Regions from separate parts of the Homo sapiens genome. Here all the other regions are linked to region 4. The links are chromatin contacts, found by Hi-C or POLR2A ChIA-PET in ENCODE. All regions are on one chromosome and are shown on one strand. The core of a region is the stretch at or near the end of the contact, and the rest is flanking DNA. Distances in the headings are between cores, read along the strand shown. Region 1 overlaps KAT2B (lysine acetyltransferase 2B). Region 2 overlaps KAT2B (lysine acetyltransferase 2B). Region 3 overlaps KAT2B (lysine acetyltransferase 2B). Region 4 overlaps EFHB (EF-hand domain family member B).

Region 1 (2,700 bases), core at 1-2,500, 240 kb after region 4:
ATCTACACTGAATATCATCCGTGTACACATATAATACTCCAATTTCTCAAAATGCTTTACCTGCCTTTTCTGTCTTGTCTTCATAACTTGTATGTGTATGTGTCTCTGTGTGTATGTGTGCACACATGTGTATTTAGGACTCTGAAAATCCACAAATGTGTATCTTATTAGAACAAAGATGAGAAGCTTGGATGTGTCCCATCCCCACTGTCTTGAGAGAATAGCTCTGTGTAATTTTTTCCTGTCTCTTGCATCTCAGACCAATTTTCTGTCAGCACACTCGGCCAGGGATGAGGCGGCAAGGTTGGAAGAGCGCAGGGGTGTAATTGAATTTCACGTGGTTGGCAATTCCCTCAACCAGAAACCAAACAAGAAGATCCTGATGTGGCTGGTTGGCCTACAGAACGTTTTCTCCCACCAGCTGCCCCGAATGCCAAAAGAATACATCACACGGCTCGTCTTTGACCCGTAAGTGGTACTTTCTGTTCCTTCTTCCTTATTTCCTTTTTAAATGAAAGAGGAACTGCTTAGATAGTGAAAGTCAGCCATAGTCATCCACCGAATACTACTGCACCTGTCTTGCTGTGGATACAGAGCTTCACCAAGCTGATTTTCATGTCTGAAAGTGCTAAGAGTAATTTTCAACAATTTACAAATTTTCTTGTTAATGATGATGAAACTTTATATTTTACATTGCTGATGACTCTCCTGTGCTTCATTCTTTATAGCAGTGAGAGAATGTAACACTAAGATGTTCTGCTTTCTTCATAATCAAAATATTGGTTTTGGTATCTTAACTAGGTGCCATTATTGCCCAGGTCTGTGGGCAATTATTGGGATATAAGACAGGTTAACTTTGAAAATCCATTGCTTAAAAAAAAAAAACAAAAAACTAGGCCGGGCATGGTGGCTCATGCCTGTAATCCCAGCATTTTGGGAGGCTGAGGTGGGAGGATCACCTGAGGTTGAGAGTTTGTGACCAGCCTGACCAACATGGAGAAACCCCGTCTCTACTAAAAATACAAAATTAGCCAGGCCTGGTGACACATGCCTGTAATCACGGCTACTTGGGAGGCTGAGGCAGGAGAATTGCTTGAACCCAGGAGGCGGAGGTTGTGGTGAGCCGAGACCGTGCCATTGCACTCCAGCCTGGGCAACAGAGCGAAACTCCATTTCAAAAAAAAAAAAAAAAAAACCCACGAAACCCTAAAGAACTAAACTTCTCTAATTGAATTTATTTTAACATACATAGCCCAGTAGCCTATGGGGACTGTGATCCATGCCTGTGACAATTCAGAGTGATGCTTTAGACAGAGGGAAGGATTCCATAATGCGGAATTTTGCAAATTGTATATGTAAATTTTAAATTCTTTTTCATAATGTTTCTGTAATATTTTGGAGTAAGACTTAACTCTTCAGAGACACATACCATGTTTGTCCATGACTTCCTGCTCTCCCTGACCCCTCCTTGGCACTGGCTGTGCCAGTTCCAGAGCACCTCTGCACATACTCTGTTCTCTATTTGTAAACCTCAGGCACTTCTTAGGTGACTGGTATTTTGTTCTGATGGGAGTGCTGATGACATCTTGTGCAGGCGACCTAGCTCTAAAAAGTTCAGATAAAAGGATGGTCTAGCGAGATAGGGGCTACATGAAGGAAGTTTCTATAGAAACTTAGGACATGTCCCTCTTTCTTAGTTGGTTAATAAGGAACACCCCAAAAAGTATATTTATATAACTAGGATAGGTAAAACTTTGACATAATCTTATTCTTTCAGGAAACACAAAACCCTTGCTTTAATTAAAGATGGCCGTGTTATTGGTGGTATCTGTTTCCGTATGTTCCCATCTCAAGGATTCACAGAGATTGTCTTCTGTGCTGTAACCTCAAATGAGCAAGTCAAGGTAAGGGTAAACCCAAGGTCTTAGAAGAAGAGCAGAATGTGGGGCTTCTCACTAAGGCCTGCAGAGCTTGGGAAGATCTCTCTGTGCCATGTCCAGAGAAGGTTCAAAGTGGAGTTAAGGACTTTCTGGGAATAGTCCTCTCACTCCAATGGTCTCCAACCTTTTTGGCACCAGGGACTGGTTTCACGGAAGACAATTTTTCCACGGGTCAGATTAGGGCTATGATTTTGGGATGAAACTGTTCCAGCTCAGATCATCAGGCATTAGTTAGATTCTCATAAGGAGCATGCAACCTAGATCCCTTGCACGCATAGTTCACAATGGGGTTTGCACTCCTATGAGAGTCTAGTGCCACCACTGATCTGACAGGAGGCAGAGCTCAGGCGGTAATGCTCACTTGCCTGCCACTCACCTCGTGCTGTGCAGCCCGGTCCCTAACAGGCCACGGACTGGTAATGGTCTAGGGGTTGGGGACCTCTGTCTCACTGTGAGTGTATGTGTATGTGTGTGAGGAGAGTAAGTGGTTTCACCTACCAACAAGTAGGGTTGTACCAAGGCTTTGTTGGACTTTGGGGCGAGGTACCAGGATACTGTACAAGTTCAATATGTAACTCAAGTGTAGTCGATAGCAAATGAAGGGATATTTGAAAAATAGATCTCAGTGTTCATTGTTAATTTACACATACACGCAAACATGTAATCACAATTAGTGACACTGAACTACTGGAAAGGATATGGTTAATGTGGATTAGAAAGATGATTTAGGCAGCTTACACTTCAGAAAGATTTCTTATGA
Region 2 (2,700 bases), core at 144-2,643, 170 kb after region 4:
AAATTAGCTGGGCATGGTGGCACATGTCTGTAGTCCTAGCTACTCAGGAGGCTGAAGCAGGAGGATCACTTGAGTCCAGGAGGTCGAGGCTGTGGTGAGCCGTGAGTGTGCTGCTGCACTGTAGTTTGGGTGACAGAGTGAGACCCTGTCTCAAAAAACAAGACAAAACAAAAAAACTCAGGAAGGTATATGAGTGTTATGAGATCAGTGAGTTAAAAGCTACAAAGTGAGACAAAGTTTTAGCATATATTCTAGAAGTCTGTATTATATTAGTAAACTTAAAAATCAATTGTATATGAAGGCATTCTTTAAACTACTATTTATATTTTTTGTTACTTTGTGGCCCACTTTAAAGTCTACAATAGACTTTCTTTAATTGTTCCTTTACCATTTAGGCTTATTTTTTATTTATTTTTATTTTATTTTATTTTTTTGAGATGGAGTCTCACTCTGTAGCCCAGGCTGGAGTGCAGTGGCATGATCTCAGCTCACCGCGACTTCCATCTCCAGGTTCAAGTGATTCTCCTGCCTCAGTCTCCCAAGTAGCTGAGATTACAGGCATGTACCACCACACCGAGCTAATTTTTGTATTTTTAGTAGAGATGGGGTCTCGCCATGTTGGCAAGGCTGGTCTCAAACTCCTGACCTCAAGTGATCCATCCTCCTCGGCCTCCCAAAGTGCTGGGATTACAGGCATGAGCCATTGTGTCCGGCTTTAGACTTATTTTTTTTTGTTTTTGTTTTTTGTTTTTTTGTTTTTTTTTTGAGACGGTGTCTCGCTCTGTCACCTAGGCTGCAGTGCAGTGGCGCGATCTTGGCTCACTGCAATCTCCGCCTCCTGGGTTCAAGCAATTCTCTGCCTCAGCCTCCTGAGTAGCTGGGATTACAGGGGTCTGCCACCATACGCAGCTAATTTTTGTATCTTTAGTAGAGACGGGGTTTTACCATCTTGGCCAGGCTGGTCTTGAATTCCTGACCTCGTGATCCACCCTCATCGGCCTTCCAAAGTGCTGGGATTGATTACAGATGTGAAGGAGATGGATGCATTTATTTTGGAAAAAAGTGTGAATAATGTCTCTAATGGTCCACTTGGAACAATACATCACCTAATATCAGGAGGAGGTTTAGGGTAATCTTGTCAGTAACCTCAGGGCAAGTTGTATGGGGTTGCTTCCATTAAATTCCATGCCATCCTAATCAGTCCCCATGCGTTGTGTACTCTTGGCTTGTGCAGCTTTTTGCGAGGTTTGTGTGGTATGCAGGAGGTTCCAGAAGTACAAGGATGAGACCTGAGTAATATCATAGTGATTGATGGTGGCAGTGCCAATTTGCATCAGCTCTGACAAGCTGGTGTTGAAACTAGATGGCAGAATGCCAAAGATGCCAAGGTCAGCATACTTTGAAATAATGAAGTGAGTCATGTAACCCAGGATTGGCACATACTCACAGGACTACCTGACTCATCCCACCTCGAAAGGAACACATCTGTGAGCACCGGTTAGGGGCCTGTGGCCACTTCTCTGCTACATGTGCAAAAGGAAGCAAAAGCCACAAGGAGCCCTTTTCTTGTTGAGGAGACAGATATTAAGTGAAAGAAAAATTAAAATGAATAATCAAGCATGAAGTCAATGCAGAGAGAAACCATTGTGAGCCAGGGGGAGGTGAAAGGGTGGGAGAGAGACCCAGCCCAGATAGAGGGAACAGAGTAAAACCAAGCAGAGAAGCAAAACTGTTGTGAGCCAGACGTGAGAGTAGTTTAGAACATGGACCTGGGCACCAGACTGCCTGGGTTTGAACCCTGATGTGTGACTATGGGGAGGTTACTTATGCTTTACAAGCCTCAGATTTCGCAGCTGTAATGTGGAGACAGTGATATATGTCAACTTTTTCCGTTTACTCAACAAATTGTTATTTAATGTGCCAGGTGTTGATTTAGATGCTGGTGATACAGTGACAGATGGGTCCTTATTCTTGCAGAGCTTGCTTTCTGGTAGCAGAAGCAGACAATAAGCCAGAAAATAACAGAAAGTGGTAAGTGCCTCGCAGAGAATGAAAACAGAGAATTAAATGAGAATGCCTGGGGAATTCCTCTAGATACATGCCCAGGAAATCCTTCTGCAGAAGGGACACGGACCGAGGCCTGCATGATAAGAAGTGAGGAAGAGGGTGCCGTGCAAAGACTCTGGGGCCAGAAGTGGCTTGTCGTGTGTGAGGCCTGTCAGGAGACCTGTGTGGCTAGATGGAGGTGGGTGGGGTGGGGGGTATGAGTGTAGGAGATTAGGTGGAAGGGATAAATGGGGGCCAGATTGCCAACATATAATTTTTACACAGTGATGTCAAGATCTTTAGTTCTGATACGTTTCAACAAATACGTATCAAGACAGAACTTTTCCATCCCCCTAGAAAATTTCTGCCTGCTCCTTGCCATTCAAGTCTCTCTCCCTTGGAAGCAAGCACTGATCTGATTTGTGTCACTTTAAGTTAATTTAGCTATTTTTCATATAAATGTTACCACATAGTACATACTGTTCTTTCACTCAGTATATTTTTGAGATTAATCCGTGGTGTTGGATGCATTGGTAGTTAATTTCTATTTATTGCTGAGGAGTATTCTGCTGTATGGACGTACTAGTTTGTTTATCTGTTGACTTGTTATGGACATCTGGGCTGTTTCCAGTGAATTCAAATTAGATTTCCGGT
Region 3 (2,700 bases), core at 136-2,635, 220 kb after region 4:
TTCACTTTTGCAAATATATGCAATTTCAGTTATAAAGTATTTTCTCCTTAATAATTGATATTTATAGGAATTGCAGATTTCTTCAAAATAAGTTTTTAAATTATATCTTCATTTCCGTATCTTTCATTTTAGGATTTTACATTAACAATAGTTCTGTATTATTGAAACTCTGCTATATTATTGAAACTCTTGTTTATAATAAGAGTTGAGACGATAAGTCTCTCAAAAATATGTATTTTTTAATCCCGTCTGTGAACAATTGACAAAGCTGAATATTTGTCAAAGCCAGGGCCCTGAATGCATTTGCGACTTTTAGCAGAGAAAATAATCGTTTCATCAAGAAAAAGGAGAATTAATTGTGAAGCAGCTTGGGAGACATTAGTATATTTTGTTTTATTTTTATTTTTATTTTTTTTAGAGATGGTGTCTTATTCTGTATCCTGGGCTGGAGCGCAGTGGCATGATCATAGCTCACTGTAGCCTCAACCTCCTAGACTCAAGCAATTCATCTATCTCAGCCTCCTTAGTAGCTGGGACTACAGGCACATGCCACCATGCCTGGCTATTTGTTTATTTTTTATAGAGATGGGGTCTCGCTGTGTTGCCCAGGCTGGTCTCAAACTCCTGACCTCAAGCAATCCTCCCACCTTGGCCTCCCAAAGTGCTGAGATTACATGTGTGAGTCACTGTGCCCAGCTATGATATTTTAGAAAACAGAAGAAAAATGCAAGGCAGCCTTTGAGAATTACTAAGAAATTGGTGGCACTTATGAATACTTAAGAAGTAGTAAAAATGGAAATTGGTTTGGATGAGTGCTGGGTTTGAATGGTGTGGGTCCATCTCTCCCTTTTTACATGAGCTTTAGACCAGTCTCTGGTCTAAAGAGACTTTTGGTTTCTTTCTCTGTCCAAGTGTCATGACTTTTGTGAGTATTCCATGGGTGGTTTGTATGTAGTTTCTGACACACAGAGCAGGTGCTGGGAAGATGCTCATCATCATTTTCCTCCCATGCACATTGTTCTCTAAAACTCAGTCACTGCCAATGTGGAGCTTATTAAGCTAAAGCCTTAAATGTATAATTGAGTGAGTGTGTAATTATTTGAATATCGCTTTAGAAATTAAGATAGCAGGGAATAGAAAAACAGCAAAAGAGTCCTTTATAGCCCAGCCTCCTGAGCCAACAGCTGAAGGCAAAAAGTGGAGTCAGACAATGGGAAAGAGAAACTTGCTGAGAGAAACAGAAATGAATATGCCCTAATGAGTTCTGAAACGTGCTGATTTCTAGGTGAAATGTAGACCAATAGCCCCTATTAATAATAAATAAGGAAATGAAGGTAGATGACACCAACCTCCCCCACGTCCCCACCATCACGTCATGTTGATGAGGAAAGGGAAGTAGAGAGGAACAACCTGTGAAAATTAGGAGAATCAATATTCGGAGTAAAACCTCACTGCCATGACCACATGGGGAATTAAAAAAACCACATACCACCACAGCATGATGTCTCACTGATACTGATCTTCTCAAAAATGGGTAATATTACTGGCTGCAGGCACCAGCAGGCTTTATCTTGATGTTGCTGTAAGAGAACCTCAGGACCTATAACGCTGGTTCAGCTTATAACTTACAGCAGTTACTGTAAATATTAGAACAAAGATGTGCCGAAAATGTTTGCAGTATATCAGTCTGAAAATGAAGTTAAACAGGATTCTTTGTGGAAAAGACTGGACTTAGAAAATGATTGTGTTCATTACAGAGCTAACTTGTAAATATTTATTCCATAAAAATTAAAAGCAGACTGAACAGTAGTACTGCTTAAATTACTTCTCTGTTCTGAAGAAAAGAAAAATATAAGTATTCTTTTTTTGTTGTTTTTTTGTTTTTTTTTTTTTTGAGATGGAGTCTCACTCTGTTGTCCAGGCTGGAGTGCAGTGGCGCGACTCAGCTCACTGCAACCTCCACCTCCTGAGTTCAGGCGATTTTCCTGCCTTAGCCTCCCAAGTAGCTAGGATTACAAGTGCGTGCCACCATGCCTGGCTAATTTTTGTATTTTTAGTAAAGATGGGGTTTCACCATGTTGGCCAGGCTAGTCTCGAACTCCTGACCTCAGGTGATCTGCCTACCTCGTCCTCCTAAAGTGCTGGGATTAAAGGCGTGAGCCACCTTGCTCAACCTAAATATTGTTACATAAGTGTATGTTAACTGTACCTTATATATACTCCCAGGAGCAATTGTGGTTATAGAAAAAAATGTGGGCAAATATTTTGAAGTTCCTGAATTTCATGATAGTACACTATTTAATTCCATGAAGAAATAACCTAAAAAGAAAGTGTCACAGGATTATGACTTCTTAAAATACAACTGTCCAACAGTCTGCTGAAGGAAAGTGCAAGTAATTAGTCTTAGATTTTGAATTGTGTAGAACTTTTGAAAGTTAAAGCTTACCCCCACACTGGGGAGATGTTTCATAAGAATACAGAGTGGCTGTGTGCAGTAGCTGATGCCTGTAATCCCAGCAACTTTGGGAGGCTGAGGCGAGAGGATCGCTTGAGCCCAGGAGTTTGAGCCCAGCCTGGGCAACAGAATGAGACTTCATCTCTACAAAAATAAAAATAAAAAACTAGCTGGGTGTGGTGGCATGTGTCTGTGGTGGCATGAGCCTGTGGTCCCAGCGACTCTGGAGGTTGAGGTGGGAGGAT
Region 4 (2,700 bases), core at 18-2,517:
TGCCACCCTGTCCCTCAGCCATCCAACTGCCTCTTCCTGGAAATAATAAATATTATTGATTCTTTCCTACACTACTACAGATATTCCATGCATAAACAAGCAAATAAAAACCATGTATAAATGTATATTTTTATTTTTCATATAATATTAAAGTTGAATATAGCTGAGCTCTTAGAAAAATTAAAATACAGAAGTCCATTTAAGAATTCAGCAAATGGCTAAGCATGCTGGCTCACACCAATAATCCCAGCACTTTGGGAGGCCAAAGCAAGAGAATCCCTTGAACCCAGGAGTTCAAGGGCAAGTAGGACCAGCCTGGGCAACATAGTGAGACCTCGTCTGTATTAAAAATAATAATAATAAATTTTAAAATTTAAAAAAATAATAATTCATCAAACCTTCAAAAATTAAATACCTTTAATAATGACCCTCTCTTCATACTCTTTAAGAAGCATTTTGTCTTTCCAGTTAAGAAAATTTGCGAATTCCAGATAGTTAATGAAGCCATCATTATCCACATCACAGTAGTCAAATAGCTGGTCCAGGAGCTTGTCATCTAAACTCAAGTTGGCCTGGTCACAAGCTTCCTGCAGCTCGTCTTTATCTATCATCCCATCTCCCTTCTGTTATACAGGAAGCAAAAGAACATAAAATGGGAGTTGTCTTCAAGAGCAGAGTAGGCAACATTATTTAGTTTAAGAAAAAAGAAATAGCTTCATCACATAAATTCAAATTTGTCTCAATTTTCACAGAAGAGGAGTCAAATACGCTGGTTAGACCGTGGTAGAGCATTATTACCATGATATGGGCTTGACATTTCATATGACCAATAGGTGTGTACTTTTGACAGCTCTCTACAATTTTTATCCTTACAAAGTTTTTAATACCTTCTGTGTTTTAACCTGGCAATAAATGGCCCTTCATTTCATTGCCTGTTATTAAGGAGAAATTGGGGAGATAGTTGCAGGACAAGTTCACGGAGGTGGGTTCAAAGACAGTGGTCTGGTTTTCATAACACTCCTATGGGCAAGAGGGAAATGCTACCAATCTGATGGTCAGCCCCATTGAAACAAGTAACACTAAGATTCATCCTGGTAAGTAGGGGGAGGAGGGTGGAGGGAAAAAGTCTCACCTCCTTTCAGACAGCAGTTAAAGACAGAAGTACCTACACTGAGTATGAACAGAGGGAAATGTATAAGGGCTCTCAGCAGAAACTGGCTGATTCACTTGGGAGATGAAGGGGCAGAGCACACAATGTTCGTTAAGGAAGAATGTCAACAGCTGGGACATCTTAGCACTCAGTCCCTCCTGCAGTCTATCAAGCCAACCTTAAATCCATTCAGAGATGATGGCAAAGGTCCCAGTTTTCTTGTTTGTTTCTGCAGTGAATTCTTCCTGCTATAAGGGAGCTTTGGCCCCCTCAGAGAGACTTCCCTGAGAGGAAATAACTCCCAAGAGGAATCATAAATGAGTCACTGCGTAGTATTTAAGCTCTTACTGCCCAGGACTGGATTTACAATGCTGATGGAGGCAATCCCCTGGAGAACGAGAAACTGACTCGATGAATTATAAATTCTTGCAGTCAGACCCACAGCCCTGGAAAACTTCCCTACTTAACCCTTGTATTCAAACAGAATGAGAACTTAAAATATATGATCTTGACAATACAGCTGCAAATGCCCTGGATTAAAGCAGACTCCTTTATAAAAGTCTCTACTACAGGCCAGGCACGGTGGCTCATGCCTGTAATCCCAGCACTTTGGGAGCCTGACCAACACGGAGAAATCCCGTCTCTACTGAAAATACAAAATTAGCCAGCGTGGTGGCACATGCCTGTAATCCCAGCTACTCGGGAGGCTGAGGCAGGAGAATCGCTTGAATCCAGGAGGCCGAGGTTGCAGTGAGCCGAGACTGCGCCATTGCACTCCAGACTGGGCAACAAGAGTGAAATTCCATCTCAAAAACAAACAAAAGTCTCTACTACAACCAAAAATGCAAACCCACACTCATCCTAGCTGAAAAGCAATGCGGGATGTGGCTGTTGAATCAAGAGAGCCCCAAAACTGAAACAGATGCTGTCAACGATAAATTACCGCCTAATATGCAGGGCTTTGTGTGCACTGAAAACACTGGTGGTTTGTTTCATGGAGCTACCATGCCACCACCATGCCACTCAAAATCAAAGTAAATATTTCTTACTTACTAGTGCAAAGCCATTCTCTCCCTCTGCACCCTTAATCCCTCCCTCCCCCAAGCCCTGATCTCATCCGCTTTAGGGAGAAAGATGATTAGAAGTAGGACCAAGGGCTCCAGGTCTTCAAGAGGGATGCATCTGTTCAGTGGGGTGAGATTCTCACATTTTTATGGTTTGGATACAGTTCCCAAAGTCATCATCATAGTCAGTCCTGGGAGAGGATGGTAGGGAAGGATGTCCGAATTCAGTTAATGGGGTTTGGGCACAGTTTGCAGAGAAGAATTAAAGATAACCATGTATTATTGCTACGGCTTCCAAGCCTGAATATTTAATTGGTATTGATGCTTTCCATGTCTGTAGAGTGAATGTTCATATGTGACAGAGGGGATTATCCTGATCAAGAAGAGCCATGTATAGACAATTGTTATTACCTTTGGGACCCCATAACCCTAATGACTCCTTTGAGTTACAAGTCTATAACTGGTGGTTTTGCCAATTAGAGCCTC

The links. Hi-C counts contacts between places; a loop is a spot of excess contacts on that map. ChIA-PET counts read pairs that join two places held with the same protein, here RNA polymerase II (POLR2A). Pooled maps may share reads with other maps.
Region 1: a map of PC-3 shows a loop between it and region 4 (5-fold over the local background). The contact joins two enhancer-like sites. A Hi-C loop is called at or near these places in 4 of 168 maps with a recorded cell type or tissue (GM12878, PC-3, Right ventricle myocardium inferior and 1 more), 5 of 37 single-sample maps with no recorded cell type and 9 of 50 pooled maps. POLR2A ChIA-PET finds 5 or more read pairs at or near these places in 1 of 52 experiments (WTC11).
Region 2: a pooled map shows a loop between it and region 4 (2.8-fold over the local background). The contact joins two enhancer-like sites. A Hi-C loop is called at or near these places in 31 of 168 maps with a recorded cell type or tissue (B cell, CD8-positive, alpha-beta T cell, Caco-2 and 23 more), 16 of 37 single-sample maps with no recorded cell type and 25 of 50 pooled maps. POLR2A ChIA-PET finds 5 or more read pairs at or near these places in 7 of 52 experiments (A549, AG04449, CD8-positive, alpha-beta memory T cell and 4 more).
Region 3: a loop to region 4 is called in a map of naive thymus-derived CD4-positive, alpha-beta T cell, with 4 times the contacts of the local background. The contact joins two enhancer-like sites. A Hi-C loop is called at or near these places in 3 of 168 maps with a recorded cell type or tissue (CD4-positive, alpha-beta memory T cell, heart right ventricle and naive thymus-derived CD4-positive, alpha-beta T cell) and 9 of 50 pooled maps. POLR2A ChIA-PET finds 5 or more read pairs at or near these places in 4 of 52 experiments (RWPE1, activated CD8-positive, alpha-beta memory T cell, activated naive CD4-positive, alpha-beta T cell and 1 more).

The regions. Positions count from the first base shown.
Region 1 is chr3:20,125,646-20,128,345 of GRCh38, forward strand. KAT2B (lysine acetyltransferase 2B) reads left to right here. Exons shown (of 18, transcript NM_003884.5): 10 at 260-468; 11 at 1,778-1,904. Among named protein-coding and RNA genes, the nearest start is that of MIR3135A, 11 kb to the right of the region's middle. RefSeq lists an enhancer at 376-455. Within about 2 kb of position 1,251, at least 5 of the 41 ENCODE cell types and tissues checked have a DNase peak (open chromatin) inside an H3K27ac peak, as active enhancers do.
Region 2 is chr3:20,053,383-20,056,082 of GRCh38, forward strand. The region is part of intron 1 of KAT2B (lysine acetyltransferase 2B); the gene reads left to right. Among named protein-coding and RNA genes, the nearest start is that of KAT2B, 14 kb to the left of the region's middle. RefSeq lists an enhancer at 1,576-1,815. Within about 2 kb of position 1,394, at least 18 of the 41 ENCODE cell types and tissues checked have a DNase peak (open chromatin) inside an H3K27ac peak, as active enhancers do; they include heart right ventricle, where a contact is called at or near this core.
Region 3 is chr3:20,103,011-20,105,710 of GRCh38, forward strand. The region is part of intron 5 of KAT2B (lysine acetyltransferase 2B); the gene reads left to right. Among named protein-coding and RNA genes, the nearest start is that of MIR3135A, 33 kb to the right of the region's middle. Within about 2 kb of position 1,386, at least 4 of the 41 ENCODE cell types and tissues checked have a DNase peak (open chromatin) inside an H3K27ac peak, as active enhancers do.
Region 4 is chr3:19,888,029-19,890,728 of GRCh38, forward strand. It overlaps EFHB (EF-hand domain family member B), which reads right to left. Exons shown (of 13, transcript NM_144715.4): 10 at 416-623. Among named protein-coding and RNA genes, the nearest start is that of EFHB, 45 kb to the right of the region's middle. Within about 2 kb of position 1,268, at least 14 of the 41 ENCODE cell types and tissues checked have a DNase peak (open chromatin) inside an H3K27ac peak, as active enhancers do; they include heart right ventricle, where a contact is called at or near this core.